Linked DNA regions of Homo sapiens: all the other regions are linked to region 2. Evidence: chromatin contacts called from ENCODE Hi-C or POLR2A ChIA-PET data. All regions are on one chromosome and are shown on one strand. The core of a region is the stretch at or near the end of the contact, and the rest is flanking DNA. Distances in the headings are between cores, read along the strand shown. Region 1 has its middle 170 kb from the start of RDUR. Region 2 holds the start of RDUR (RIG-I dependent antiviral response regulator RNA). Region 3 has its middle 140 kb from the start of RDUR.

What was found. Hi-C counts contacts between places; a loop is a spot of excess contacts on that map. ChIA-PET counts read pairs that join two places held with the same protein, here RNA polymerase II (POLR2A). Pooled maps may share reads with other maps.
Region 1: a loop to region 2 is called in a map of naive thymus-derived CD4-positive, alpha-beta T cell, with 3 times the contacts of the local background. The contact joins the enhancer-like site here to the promoter of RDUR in region 2. A Hi-C loop is called at or near these places in 6 of 168 maps with a recorded cell type or tissue (CD4-positive, alpha-beta T cell, Calu3, HepG2 and 2 more) and 9 of 50 pooled maps. POLR2A ChIA-PET finds 5 or more read pairs at or near these places in 1 of 52 experiments (activated naive CD4-positive, alpha-beta T cell).
Region 3: a loop to region 2 is called in a map of CD8-positive, alpha-beta T cell, with 1.8 times the contacts of the local background. The contact joins the enhancer-like site here to the promoter of RDUR in region 2. A Hi-C loop is called at or near these places in 3 of 168 maps with a recorded cell type or tissue (CD8-positive, alpha-beta T cell and naive thymus-derived CD4-positive, alpha-beta T cell) and 9 of 50 pooled maps. POLR2A ChIA-PET finds 5 or more read pairs at or near these places in 9 of 52 experiments (BJ, OCI-LY7, T-cell and 6 more).

What each region holds. Positions count from the first base shown.
Region 1 is chr3:102,111,499-102,116,035 of GRCh38, reverse strand. No RefSeq gene overlaps it. Among named protein-coding and RNA genes, the nearest start is that of RDUR, 170 kb to the right of the region's middle. Within about 2 kb of position 1,600, at least 6 of the 41 ENCODE cell types and tissues checked have a DNase peak (open chromatin) inside an H3K27ac peak, as active enhancers do; they include CD4-positive, alpha-beta T cell, where a contact is called at or near this core.
Region 2 is chr3:101,939,259-101,944,063 of GRCh38, reverse strand. It overlaps RDUR (RIG-I dependent antiviral response regulator RNA), which reads right to left and starts at 3,205. Exons shown (of 4, transcript NR_026934.1): 1 at 3,039-3,205.
Region 3 is chr3:102,075,346-102,080,431 of GRCh38, reverse strand. No RefSeq gene overlaps it. Among named protein-coding and RNA genes, the nearest start is that of RDUR, 140 kb to the right of the region's middle. Within about 2 kb of position 1,396, at least 10 of the 41 ENCODE cell types and tissues checked have a DNase peak (open chromatin) inside an H3K27ac peak, as active enhancers do; they include CD8-positive, alpha-beta T cell, where a contact is called at or near this core.

The sequences.
Region 1 (4,537 bases), core at 351-2,850, 170 kb before region 2:
GAGCACCGGGGCCATAGCAGCCAGGAGAGACTGGCATGGAACAAAGCCTCTAAGGACTCCAAGTAAAAAGGAAAATCACAAAGGTGTTGATTAGTTCAATTCTTAGCGTGGTAGAAAACACAAACTTTCCTTGTATGTGCCATTTGGAAGGAGTCAGTTGATTCAGTCTATCTGAATGAGTAGGTCAAGGCAGGGGGAGAACATATGGTAGAGAACATAACCTGTGTAGACTCTGGAAACACATGCCTTCTTCCTTCCTAGAGTACGTATTTGGAGGAGACCCTCATTAGGAACTGGAAACAATATTCATTCTGTCTGGTCCTGCTCAGTTTATAGACTTTCCAGAATTAGTTAGGCAGCTTTCCTCTATCAGGATAAATGGATGAGGCAGGGAGAGCACTGAGGTAATGGGCACCTCGCCTATTTCAACAAGGGCCATCAATGGACATCTCTTTATTTACCAGATTCAGGACTAAGTAGTTAGCAGACGGCCTAAGGGCTATTCTGAAAGGCTTTTTAAAGATTGTTTGAGATTGATGAGGATCCACAGACCCCATGAAAAGTTAATCATTTAGTGTATTGTGTATCTACAAATGTACCTGACAATGTAGGGGCGGGGGATAGATTAATGATAAATAAATAAATGAGAAATGATTTCAAAAAGGAGAAAGTGCTCTGAAGAAAATAAAATATGGTAATGTTTTAGATAGGATGGGAGCAGTTACGTTTTAATAACAAACAATCCCAAAAATATCGTGTCTTAACAAAGTTGTGTTTTCTGTGTTTTGCTTTCTTACTCATGCATTTATACGCCACACATTGCCAGGGGATCTGGTCCATGTTGCTCTCATGCCTGGACAACACCAAGGGTAATGAGACTGCACCATCACATCACTTTTATGTCCTGTTGGTCAACACTTGTCCCAGAGTCCTACCCACCTGTAAGGGTGTCAAGAAAGTACACTTTTCCCATGTGTCCCAAAGGAGAGGAGAGCCACAGATGAGCACACAAGATGGAGGGGCAGGGGAGGCACAGCGGCTGACTAGGGTGGTCTAGCAATGGTGTTCCAAGGAGACAACATTTAAGCTGTGACCTGAAGGGTGAGAATAAATCCACTATGTGAAGGGCAGGAAGGGCACTTCAGGCAGAGGGAACAGCAAATGCAAAAGTTCCTTAGGTTAAAGCAAGTGTACAAGGAAATTAATGAAGGCCTGTTTGACAAGAGAGCTGTGAGGGAGGGGGAGAGTGGTAGTCAATGCAATCAGTGAAGCCAAATGATGAAGAACTTTGAGGTTCATGATAACAGACTTAGCTTTTATTCGACGTGTGCCCCAAACTCAAGTTCACTAATGTTTCCTCTTTTTAATGAAAGCAAAAAGCTATGCTTATATAACACTGAAAATAAAAATTCAGTTTTTGCTTTCCAGAATTTTCTGTTTCCCAGACTAAAATGAACCTTTATCTTTTTCATATTCACCTCAAGTTCACCTTTTTCTAAAACATTTGAAATACCGCAGAACATCGTGACAGGCTGTATAGTGTTTCCTGGAACTATTTACCTCAGTTCTGCGTTTTCTCAGGCCTCACGTCAAAGTCTTGATCGGCACCCAGATCTGTGCTCATAGCTGCTGACAGAACACACATTTTCTCAAAAGGCAAGAAAAAGGAAGCCACCATTCTGAGAAGAGAAAAAAAAAAAACTCTCCAGAGGAATATCTCTTCTCTATTAGAACCCAGTGTTTCTAGAATAGAGCCACATATAGAAAGCTTCTTACTCTTAAAGAAATTATCTAGATTGATTAATGTTCTAGTGTTTATTGAGTTTCCAGAGTAGCTGGAAGGTCAAGGGAGGTCTTGAGACCTTTATTTTTCATGCTGTTTATGTTTAACAAAAATTTCTTCAAATCCAAAATGTTGTCATCTGGTCTCTAACAAAAATAACAACTTAATAAAAACATTTGATAAAATCTCTGTGAACCTCAGGTTTTTCATCCATAAAATAGACATGACCAGTAATAGCAACAAAGCCAAACATTGAGATGACAGGGCTGCTGCTGAGTGGGCTCAGCCTCCTCACTTCGAGCCATGTTGACTGCCTCGTGGAGGCACCGTGAGCTTTCTCAGCGGTCTAGTGGAGAAGTGAACTCAGCCGAATGGCTTGCATGACACGAGGTGTTGCAGGCTGCTTCACAAAGGCCACTAACATGAATAGTGATCTGTCGGAAATTTGACCGAGCAGCTCACCTGATTAGAATGTATTGCAAAATAGCGACATTTTTGTTCAGACAACTCTGCTACAATATCCTTAATGTCTGCCCTGTAGTAAAGTATAATCATTAAATATGCAGACTTTGGAGTCAGTTAATCTGATATCCAGTCAGTTCACCCACTCACTAGCTGTCGATTAACCTCTCTACGCTTCATTTTCCCTTGTTTGAAAATGGAGATAGTAGGGTTTGTTTAATCAGGTTATTGGAAAGATTATGGCATATTTCCTGTAAACCTGTCAGCACAGTATGTGATCCATGGTAAGTCTCAGTAAACATTAACTTCATCATCATCATCATCAACCTTGAAAGGAGAAGAGTCACTACTTAAAAATCTACACATGACTTGGGAGTGTCGATTTTTCAGTTTCTAGCTATCAGGCTTAAATATTTAAGAATCATTCCAAAGAGTAAATTCAAATGGGGGAAGAAATGCTGAAACTTCCTCCTGACATTCAGTCTTCAGCATAAGGAATTTCTTCCTCATTTTTCAGTTTTTGTCCCTATTTGTTTGTCCATGTGTTTGTTTTTTCCTTTCCTAAGTTGAGATGGAGAATTTCTACTATGTCAGAAACCCTTTGTATCTGAAGTTTGTAACTGGACAACTCTAAGCCTTCTTTTCTGCTAATTCCAGCATTGCATAACACAACTGAAGTCAGATTCTACTTTCAAGATAATTCTTTTATTCTTTATAAAAATTAAATAATGTATGGTGAAAGTGTGTGTAAACAATAGGTTTCCATTAAAATGTCACCCATTATCATATTTATTGTTTCCTTAGATCCTTCAAATATCATAAAACATTGTCACCCACACTGTAAAGGTAACTGGGTTAACTAGTTTGACTAGTTAAAGGGAGGCCAATTGTGGGTTTTACTCTGTTCTTCCATCTCCAACATGAACTGCCTTTGGAACAGGTCATACAAACCAGAAGAGAAGCAATCAGCTATAGATGACAGCTAAAGAGCAGAGGTGCATAATTTACTCCAATGATGTCTTCCCCAAAACATAAATTCATAAAAATGCTTAAGATCACCATAGATAAATGTCAGTATGGCTCCTCTGGTTCAGTAGACAATAATCTCATAAGTAGCATATTCAGCTAAAATTAATTCTAAAAGTCCACAATTTATTCCAAAAGTATAAATCTGCTTTTACCTGAATTATTTATTCAAGTAGCACTTTTTTGCCAGAAAATAATGGTTTTTATGTAAAATCCAAAATCACTAGGGATTCTTCAAAATTTTGCATCTGATATAGGGTTTAACACTTAACATGTGGCATAAAGAGAAAAGGAAAGATGTAGAGGTTACCTGAGCTTGTATTACTGCTTCCATTTTTTCCTTCTTCAATTGCAACCACCTAACTTTAGGCCCTTCCCGTAACAAGAGGGGGTTAATAGGAAAGGTTCCTAAACAGACGTCATGCTTTATATGTAAAATGCCAAACACACAGCATACACTCTATACATGTTCATTTCTTCCCTCACACAACCCCAACTTCTGCATTCATTTGCTAGAATACTACTATATCGGTTTTCTCTTTTTACCTCCAAAAGAGCCAGTATAGCAAAAGATGTGTGTGTGTGTGTATAGTGAATATATTGAATATATATATTATATATATATAGTGTGTATATACAACACAGAGTTGACCTTTGAATAATGCAGGGGTTGGGGCACCAATCCTACCCCACTCCCCACCCCACCCCCACAGTTGAAAATTCACATATGACTTTTGACTCCCTGAAAACTTAACTACTAATAACCTACTGTTGACCAGAAGCCTTATTAATACTATAAACAGTTGATTAACACATATTTTGTATGTAATGTGTATTATATACTGGACTCTTACAATAAAGTAAGCTAGAAAAAAATGTTATTAAGAAAATCATGATTCTTATTTTTAATTTTTAAAAAAGAAAAAGAAAATCAGATGCAGGGTGTGGTAGCTCACACCTGTAATCCCAGCACTTTAGGAGGCCAAGATGGGAGGATCACTTGAGCCTAGGAGTTCAAGACCAGCCTGGGCAACATAGTGGGAACCCCCATCTCTTTTAAAAAGATATGAAGAAAATCATGAGGAAGAGAAAATATGTTTATTAGGTATTAGGTGGAAGTGGATCCTCATGAAGATCTTCGTCATCATGATCTTCATATTGAGTAGGCTGAGGAGGAGGAAGAGGAGGGCTTGATCTTACCATATCAAGGGTAGCAGAGAAAGAAGAAAATCCACAGAACTTTTAAAATAAATATAGTCAGCCTTG
Region 2 (4,805 bases), core at 1,956-4,455:
GTTTAAAGTTAGTCCAGGAACAAGAGGCTACCTGCCCTAAAGCTGTCCTAGCCAAACTGAATCTTGACTGGACATAAAGTACAGATCAGAACCCTGCCCTACAGGAATTCATTGATTTCTATGCTTTTCCACCATCCCACCCCTCCACTCCCACCAAACTCCATCCCTAGTTTTTGTCAAAGTTTCTTTTGGAAGATTCCAGTATTATCTCAACTGAACTAAAAGTAAGCAAGGCTCCAACTCTGCCAAGGTAGGTTGGAAAATCAGTATGCAGTATGCTGTCAATAATCAGATGTCTTTGTGGTATACCTTCAATTAAAAAGCTCAGAAAGTCCAGTATAGAAAGTATGGACCCAGAATGGGCAGAACTGGAGAGACTCATGACTATTCTTCACCTCTTGGATAAACACCAAAATGGCAACAAGAAGTGAGAGCTAAAAGTTCCAAGTCAGAAAAGCACAAAAAGTAGATACAAGAACCCAAAAAGACATAGTAGTCAGTGCATATTTTGCAAAGGAGCAGATTTTTCTGCATGTCTCAGAGGGTATTAAAGGAGTGTTATCCACCAATATTTCTTTTCTAAAGTAGCTGCAGGTTAGCATCATATCCAGCTACAGTGAGATTAGGGACATCTTAGCATTCTGACTACCATAAAATGTAACTAGACTAAACTAGAAGGTTTTAGTTCCAATTCCCTAATTATAGAAGAGTATCTGATTGATCCAGGCCAATCAAGTTATCACCTCTGCTCCAATCACAGTGGACCACATCATATAGTATAAACATGACTCTTACAGTAAGAAAACCTGAAAACATATCTACGAGAATAGGTTATGGTAATATCACTACCTGGCAGGAAGAGTGCTAGTCTATCAGGTTACATAATCTCTGGGCAATTCCACAGAGACTTTACAGTTGGGTTTCTTTTAATGAGTCTGTCTCATCTGTCTCATTAAGATCAATGGTGTAGTTATTAATAAAAACATGGCCATGGCCACACCTGTAGTCCCTGCTACTCAGGAGAAAGGCAGGATTGTTTAAGCCCAGGAGTTCGAGGCCAGCCTGGGCAACAGAGACAGACCACATCTAAAATAAATAAATAAATAAATAAATAAAATAAAAAAGTTGGGATTTTATCTGTTAATGTAAAAATAAAATACAATTTAAAAAAAAAACAGTGAGTTTTTTTTAAACTTTTGCATGGACACACACCCAATTCCCACAGATCAGTTAAATTATCACTGCAGTTTATGAGACCAGATACTTTTTGTTACAAATACATACTTATGCTTAATTCTCTAAACACAGTGAATTCTTCCATAACACAAAATAAGCCCAAATTCTGAGGTTTTTTTAATGTTGTAAAGTTATACTGCATTTAACTTTTTTATGTGAATAGTTTCAAATTACATTTTCAACTGGGAGCATGGATCAGTGGTTAAAAACAGGAAGTTTGATGAGCAAACTTGAAACCAGTGAAAATACAGAAGATAATGAGGGAAATTCAGAAAAATCTGAAATCGGCGACAGATGTGACAGTTATGGAGCAGTTCCTAAGTTTTCCCACATGAACCTGGTAGTGGAAAGCAAGATTGCAATATCCTGCCAAACATGCCAAACAAGCAGTAAATCAGCAGAAGGCAATCATAGGCTGTTCTCACATGCTGATTGAAAGTGATTTTCTTAGTATTTTGGATATTTAATAAAAGTTTTGTGACTCTCGTTAATCCTGGAATAATAATTGTATGAGACCACGATGCTAGCAGAATTATTTAAAAACCAATCATGCAAATTTTAACAAAGAGCACCAGAATTCAATGAAAAGCCCAGTTTAAGAGGCCAAAAAGAAATTTCTTGAAGTTTTCCTCAAAGATAATTTCTGAATCTTCTTAGAAAGAGAAGCCTATATACTTGTAGAAACTAAAGTGAAATAGAGAAAGGAAAGCTTTAAAGGCATCATTTCAAATAATTCATTTTTAGAGTTCAAAAAGCATCAACAACTGTTTAGGAGAATAAAGTTAACCAGATTTTTTTTATCTTGCATTTAAATTAAAACATCAATATTAATTTAACCTTTTTCTTGGTCTTTGCTTGCTAAACTTATAATGGTGTATTTGATGATAAAATGATGAGTAAACAAATTTTCCCTGAGTTATGGGTATATATTCAATCTCAGACACACAAAGCTGTTGGAGGGATGACGATCACAGCCCAAGCCCTCACAAAACCTGAATGCCAAGCAACTTAAGCAGAATTCACCAAAACCACACCATCTCAGAGATTGCCTTCTGATTTTCAAAGTGTGTCTAATGGAGCAGTAAATGCTCTATGTTATGCTTAAAAATGTGTTTTGAATACTATTCTTTTTAGACAAGTTTATAATGAAATGAAACTTTGTCAACCATATAGATGTGTGCTGTCTTAACCAGAAGAAACGACTGGTCAGGGTTAAACTGCTATTTTTCATCTTAAAGAACTTTTTTAATCGGACTTAATTTGGCTACTCAAAGGCCTTCTTGGATGATATCCAAGTTCTTACTTATGATTTAAGTTTGTGAAATAAGTGGCTTATGTAAGGGTAAGATATGACTACAAACCGTCCAAGATTTGTGTTAGTTCGACTTAACAATGGTGTGAAAGCAACATGCGTTCAGTAGAAACCATACTTCAATGATTGCATACCTATGCAATCATTCTGTTTTTCACTTTCAGTGCAGTAGTCAATAAAGTACATGTAATATTCAATACTTTATTATAAAATAGGCTTTGTGTTAGATTATTTTGCCCAACTGTAGGCTAATGTAAGTGTTCAGAGCATGAGTAAGGTAGGCCAGGCTAATCGATAATGTTCAGTCAGTTAGGTGTATTAAATGCATTTTGAACTCATGGTATTTCAAGTTTGCTATGGGTTTATCGGGACTTAACTCCTTCATAAGTTGAGGCACATCTGTATTATTAAATCCTAGTCAAGCCAAGCCAACACCATCAGTCCCAGCAACACTGAGTGACCTGCCCCAGGCATTTTCTGAGGTGCTTACCTTACTCTTATATCCCACCTTGAAAGAATCAGACTCTGAGAAGTCTTGTCACAAACCTGTGGTCCATCAATTAACAAGCTTTTATTGAGCACCATTCTGTACTCAGCACTTACATTCACGAAACCTTAAACTCCTCTGTGTACTTAGTCTGTTTTATCTCTGCTTCTGTCAGAATGAGTGCCGTTACATGAGGGATCCCAGGATCCCACCAGCTTGCCTGACATATCGGGTTTCAGGGCGCCGCTGTGATGACTTACAGCCCAGTCTTTTCAGTACATTGTCATTTCCTCTCTTTACCACATCTCATTCTTTCCAGGGCATTTCCTCTATTTTCAAATACAGGGCAGTTTGCCAACATATCTTCTGTTTTGGAATAGTAATCATTACACTATGCCGAGAATTTAAAAAGCATTAGAATGGAGACTGCTTTTAAATCCCCCTCACTCTGTCAGCATAATCCTAGGTATTGCTGCTTCTCTTGGGACACGTACTTATTTCTATTTCTTACTTTTCTGACCGAATTCCAATAATTACCTCATAACCCAAGGAAGCTGCCCTTTTTTCTTATTATTCCTCTTATCTTTTCTCTTTCTCTTCTCATAAACAGTGGTTCTGTTGTCTATAAGACTTTCACTTTCAAGCATAGGTCTGTATATCAAAGTTAAACTATTTTAATTGAACCAAAAGGTTTTCAGGGCCTGCAAGACTAGCTACTTAAAAATATAGATATATTAATTAGACACAGGCTCAAAACCTTATTGTATCATGAAGGGAGGAATGGGTAAGTGTGAACAAGTAAATAAATAACCACTAAAATGAGAACTAAGGTGAACATGAGAGGTGCAAAGTCTTTTGGGGGCCAAAGCAGAGAGAAATCCCATATGTTTAAAGAATCAGGGAAAGCATCATGGTAGAAATAGATTTCAAAGATTGAGACTGCATCGTTGTCAATCCTAGACCCAGGAGGAAAGTTAATAGAATAGAAAAGTAAGGACATGTTGAAGGAACAGTGAATGGTACCACTTGGCCAAAATAGACCTCACATGTAAGAAAGTCATGGCACATATGTCTCTAAGATAACTTGGTCCACATGTTTTCCTACTTCATTTTCTTGGAAATGATGAATAAGTGAAGTCTTCTGAGCAGAAGGGTGTCCTAATCAGAGCACACATGAGGAAGAAAAACCAACCAGCAGTGAATGCGGTGAATCCAAATGTCTGAAGCAGGAGCAAGAGCCATGTCGGGAGCCGCAACAATTGTCCAGACAAGAAGCAACACAGTCCTGAACTGAGCAGGCCACAACGGAAGGAAGAAAGGAGAAAAAAAACGTGGAATGAGCATCTGCATTTCAGGAACTGCATGAGGTCCTTGATGCATATTATTCCATTTAATGGAAAAGAAAAGTGAGTATGAGAGGCATAACCACGATTAGGGAAAAGAATGAGATCAGTATTTATTTAGGACTCCACATAAAATGTGCAGCTCTCATCCAATCCTCTCAATTGGCTAGGTAGGGAATGTTATATTCCCTGCTTTATACATAAGGATATCAAGACTCTGGTGAGCTTAACTAACTGGCTCAAGACCAAAAGGGTAGTAAGTAGCAAAACCATGATCTGAACTCAGACTTATCTGACAGCAAAATAGATGCTCTTCCCACCCTGTGTACCACAAAGCCTATAGAATCTTCCTTACTCCATAATTTAGTAGGCACAGGGTGTGAGAAGTAAGGACGAATAAAAAATTACTTGTGAGTTGTGAAAGATG
Region 3 (5,086 bases), core at 147-2,646, 140 kb before region 2:
GAGTGACTTATTTAAGACCCTGAAAAGCTGATTAGAAGTTCTGTGAAAATAGGTAAGACTAGACAGTGAACTTCATTGTAGGAAGCTCAGGCTGTAAACTGGCTTATTTTGTTGGATCAAGGGAGAGGATCACATTATGACGAGTGATGAGAAGTGGGCTGTAACCGTGGAGCGCAAGGGTGAAAAATCATGGGAGATTTGCTTATAATGGTCCCCCGTATGATGGGCGCCCTCAAGTCTCAACAAATTCCACATGAAGAAAGGTTCAACAGCAATGGTGTGGGATGGCTTTCTCACATGGTTCAAAAAGATGACGAGCTTCAAAAGATGAGGAGCTAGCTTAAACTAGTATAAAACTCACAGCCCAGAATGAAAGTAGGAGGGGGAAGACTTGACTAGGCAGGAACACCACACGGCAGGCAGCATCATACTACAAGCTTTTTGTGCCACCCCATTCAAGCCATCATGTATGTATCACTGCCACTTAGGCACTACTCTCTGCTACTCTCATGCAGTGGCAACAAGGGGAGATGGAGGAAAGAGCTTGTTCTGCATTACAATTAGTATTTTTATCATCAGAAGAAAAAAGAATAATTCAGCTTTTGAGAGACTGTCCCAAATGAAGGCTAGTCCAAATAACTTGCACTCAGTTTTAATAATATTTTATATGTGTCTAAAAAAACTTTTCCACTTGACTGTTCCATGAATGTGTTTTGTAAACTTTGAAACACTCTCTAAACCCTTATCAGCGCTGTTGCAGGAACTAATTCCTCCCTCCCTTAAGGGCACTCGGTGGTAAAGACCTTGCCCAGATCAACAAGCCCCAGGGCAAAAGACAGCTCTGTTTCCTTGAAACCTCTTTATTTTTTCCTGCCACACAGTGAAAAAAATGGCCTGAAGTATCATCTGAAAAAGCAGAACTACTAAAATCCACCAAGGAAAAAAAATCAGTAAAGCAATGGCTATCTTCAAGACTTTTCTCATGAAGCCTGTCTGCTTTGGGGAGAAGAGGAGGAACACTCTGCTCATCCTAGCCAAATTCTTTCTTCAGGCATTCCCCAACACCTCACTCCTCAGGTTTCTCAACCTGGAATTCCTTCTACCAGGAAAAATAATCTTCGGTTTTGTGATTCGAAATGTAGTTGAAAATGTCAATACCCGGAAATTACATTTACTTTCAATCACATAAAAATGTGTCTGAAGATCCCTTCTTGAGTGAGAGGAAGAGAAAAGTTTGTCTTCTTTGCATTTTATTTTATTTTGAACAAAATATAAAAGAGGCAGGGAAATGAGTGGAGAGGAGGAAGCTGGGAGCACTGAGAGGAGTGTGCTGCTTTTCAAACTTCAGCCACTTCACCATTCTGCATGGGGCCCAGCCCAGCAAAAGGGCCTTTGTGCTCAGGCAGGTACAAAGCAGTTTGACAAACAACCGCTCAGAGTTCCTCAGAATCAGGAAACGAAAAAAGCAAAAGATAACAAATATTTTTACAGACCATACTTCTGCTTCATTCTTTTTAACACATTGTAATTAAGTAACGTTTATTGAGAGGCAGTAAAGAGTTGGTGTGTAAAATAAACCTTTTGAAGACAAACAGTTCACCTGCCTTCCATTATTTTTAAAAATACAGATTGTGAGATTTCAAATAACATTTTGAATTAAGACATGTGGTTTTTTTCTGCTAACAAGAGCTTTGCAAAGAGCTTACTTCCTTCAAAAGCAGGTTTAAGAGAATAAGGCCCCACTGAAATAAAGCCCTTATCAACGATAGAGCCTCTGAGAGCTTGCCTTAATTCCTGAAATGCCCATTGGAAATCATTCCTCAGAATTAAGGGATTGAAAGTATTATTAGCAGGCGTGTACATTATGAGAGAGACCTGTGGTCCTATTCTATCTCTGGCACTTACAAGCTGCATGACGTTTATCCAACTTAATGACAGTCTTGGTGTTTCAGTCTCTCCTCATTTGTAAAGAGGGATAGTAATACTTCCAAAACTGTTGTGAGAATAAAATGAGATAATGTATGAAAAGCACCATGCCAGGCACTCAATAAACCATATCTATCATTATTATTTATTAGACCACTGACTATGTTCAGTCCTCTAGGAACATGACAATCTGATATGGGATCTGGGAAAGGAAAGGCTTAGCAGCAGGGATTTTGAAGGCCAGTCCTGATGAAGTCCTCTGTGAAGAGCTCTAAGCAACCAGAGATCAGCTTGAGAACACTAATGAAGAGAAAGGGGTGCTGGAGACCCACTCATAGCATTGCCCAAAGCTGTCCCTGTGTCGTTCATTTGCTTAAATGCTCAGCATAATATTTCAAAAATAACATTTCAGAAATATGCCAAATACTCCTCTTAAATATTTTTGATAGGCTGGGGCCTAAATATAGACTGTGAAGAGAGGCGGGGAAATCCAATCAACTTTTTGGATCCTAACACTACTTAAACTGTTCCTGACCATGGGCATGTGAAGAATGCTCCTTCAAAGCAAATTTGAATGCTAAGAAGAGTATCTATTTTCAGACTCAGAGAAATCTCAGTGGTCTTCCTTCCATCTCTCACTGAGACTAGACAATACTGTCAAAACTGACAGACAGATTGCCCTTGGAGTCCAAATCACCAGCACGTTCACGAGGACCAGCAAGTCTGTATCACCAACCTACATGAAGGAAAGAAGACAAGTTATAGCCTCTCACGCACAAGCCTGGTGCTTAGAGGAAAGCAAAGGAAAGAGACACTGAAGAATTTGAACAGCAAGTCATTTTAAAGCAGGATGGCTGGCAAGGGGTACAGGACTCTGAAAACTTCCATTAAGGATTTGGGATTTCAATTTTTACTATTCAGACAAATCAACTTTAGAGGCACAAATTCCCAGAAAACTCAGAATCATCCATGACAACCTTCAAGTCCTGTTTCTCCAGTCGTCACTGATTACCTTTGTTTGTTCTTTCATCAATCCTCTAGAATCTGCCCATTTCTTTCCATGACCACTGCCCATATTCAGGTCCCCACATCCCCGACCCTTCCTTAAAATCCCCCCTACTCTCTCACATCCAGAATTATCACAATCATTTCATAATGAATGCAAATTAAACCATAATGAGATACCCCAGCCAGAATGGCCATTATTAAAAAGTCAAAAAGCAATAGACGTCGGTGTGGATGTGATGAAAAGGGAAAACTTATACACTGTTGGTGGGAATGTAAATTAGTACAACCTCTATGGAAAATAGTATGGAGATTTCTTAAAGAACTAAAAGTAGGTCTACCATTCGATCCAGCAATCTCACTACTGGGTATCTGTCCAAAGGAAAAGCCATTATATAAAAAAGACACCTGCACACATATGTTTATCACAGCATAATGCACAATTGCAAAGATGTAGAATCAACCTAAGTCCCCAACCAAGTGGATAAAGAAAACGTGGTATACATATGGAATACTACTCAGCCATAAAAAATAAATAATGTCTTTTGCAGCAACTTGGATGAAACAGGAGATCATTATCCTAAGGGAAGTAACTCAGGAACAGAAAACCAAATACCACATGTTCTCATTTGTAAGTGGGAGCTAAGCTATGGGTATGCAAAGGCATACAGAGTAGTATGATGAACCTTGAAGACTTAGAAGTGGGGAGAGTGGGAGGTGGGGTGAGGGATGAAAAACCACCTACTGGGTACACTGGGTACAATGGACACTATTCAGGTGACAGGTGCACTAAAATCCCAGACTTCGCCACTATACAATTCATCCATTTAAGCAAAAACCATTTGTGCCCCTAAAATTTAAAAAAAAAAGTAATAATTATTTCATGTTTTTTTCCCAGTCTTCCTCCTACTCTTTAGAGGAAAAGTCTTCTTTAAAAAAACAAAAAGAGTCTCTAAAAATCCTCCTACATGAGAAACTGTGGCAGGATTCTCAACTAGAACACAGGAGTATTTACCTTAGAACATCTGGAAGACTGCTGAGGTGGCCCTAAGGGGACTGGGAGGAGGGAGGGTGACTGGCATGAGGAATTGAAAATAACTCTTGTAAAATCACTTATCCTCAGAGAAGACAGGCATTCACATAAAAGCTTGGCCTTCTAATAAAGCTTCAGTGTTAGGAGGGAGAGCAGGTTTTTGGTGTGATATCCGTTAGTCAAATTTTCCTCTGGCCCAGGCCCTAAGAACTCATAATTAGGTCCCCAAGAAGAAAGTGGCTGAAAATACAAACTAAAACAATTAATGTTAATATAAAGACAGAAAATAGATCTTGACACATCAGGGAAGGAAACAAAGTGGTTTTGGCACACTGTGGATTGGCCCAGAGAATGGCACTGGCTCTATAAAACATCTAGCCTAAGTGGCAGGAGGTGGAAGCTATCAGTGGTAGGAGGGAATTTCCCAACTTCCCAAAGTCATCAAAAGGTTCTTGACATCTTTGCATTGGCCTTACCAGGATTAGCAATCCCAGTCCCAGCAAAGGGTCATGAACAGTCAAGGCAAAGACAAAGAAGGCAAGCTCTGTGTGTGAGCGAAGAATGCTGTGCTTATCAGCGTGTGTGAGACAATCCTGGGCACTCTACAAATTTGGGAGAATTGCTTTGAACGGAACTTATAAGGCCCCATGCAAGAGGCTGCGGACATTTATGCTGCTGTTGTGGTCCCCTTTTTACCTTCAGGTTGGGATGGCCTGGGAAAATGTGGTATTAATCATAGAACAGTTTACAAGGGAAAAGAAATTAATATTTGTTAATGCCTGCAATATGTTAAGTACTATAATAGATACCTTCACATATATCTCCTTTAATCTATAAAATAACTATAAACCAGGGGCTTTTCCCATCGTTTTAATTAAAGATAAAGAAACTGAGATTCAGGCTGGTTAAACCTACTCAGAATCACATAACCAGCCAGGATTGCACCTAGTTCACCTGAATGTAGGGTCTTTGTTTTTATTATTATATTCACACTTGTGTGGGAAAAGCATCTTCCTCAATGACTGCTACCAAATGGACAACATCAGAACATGACTGATTCACCACCATTCTACATTAAGTATTATGTCCTGAATATGCTCTGTTGGCATCACAACAGATGAC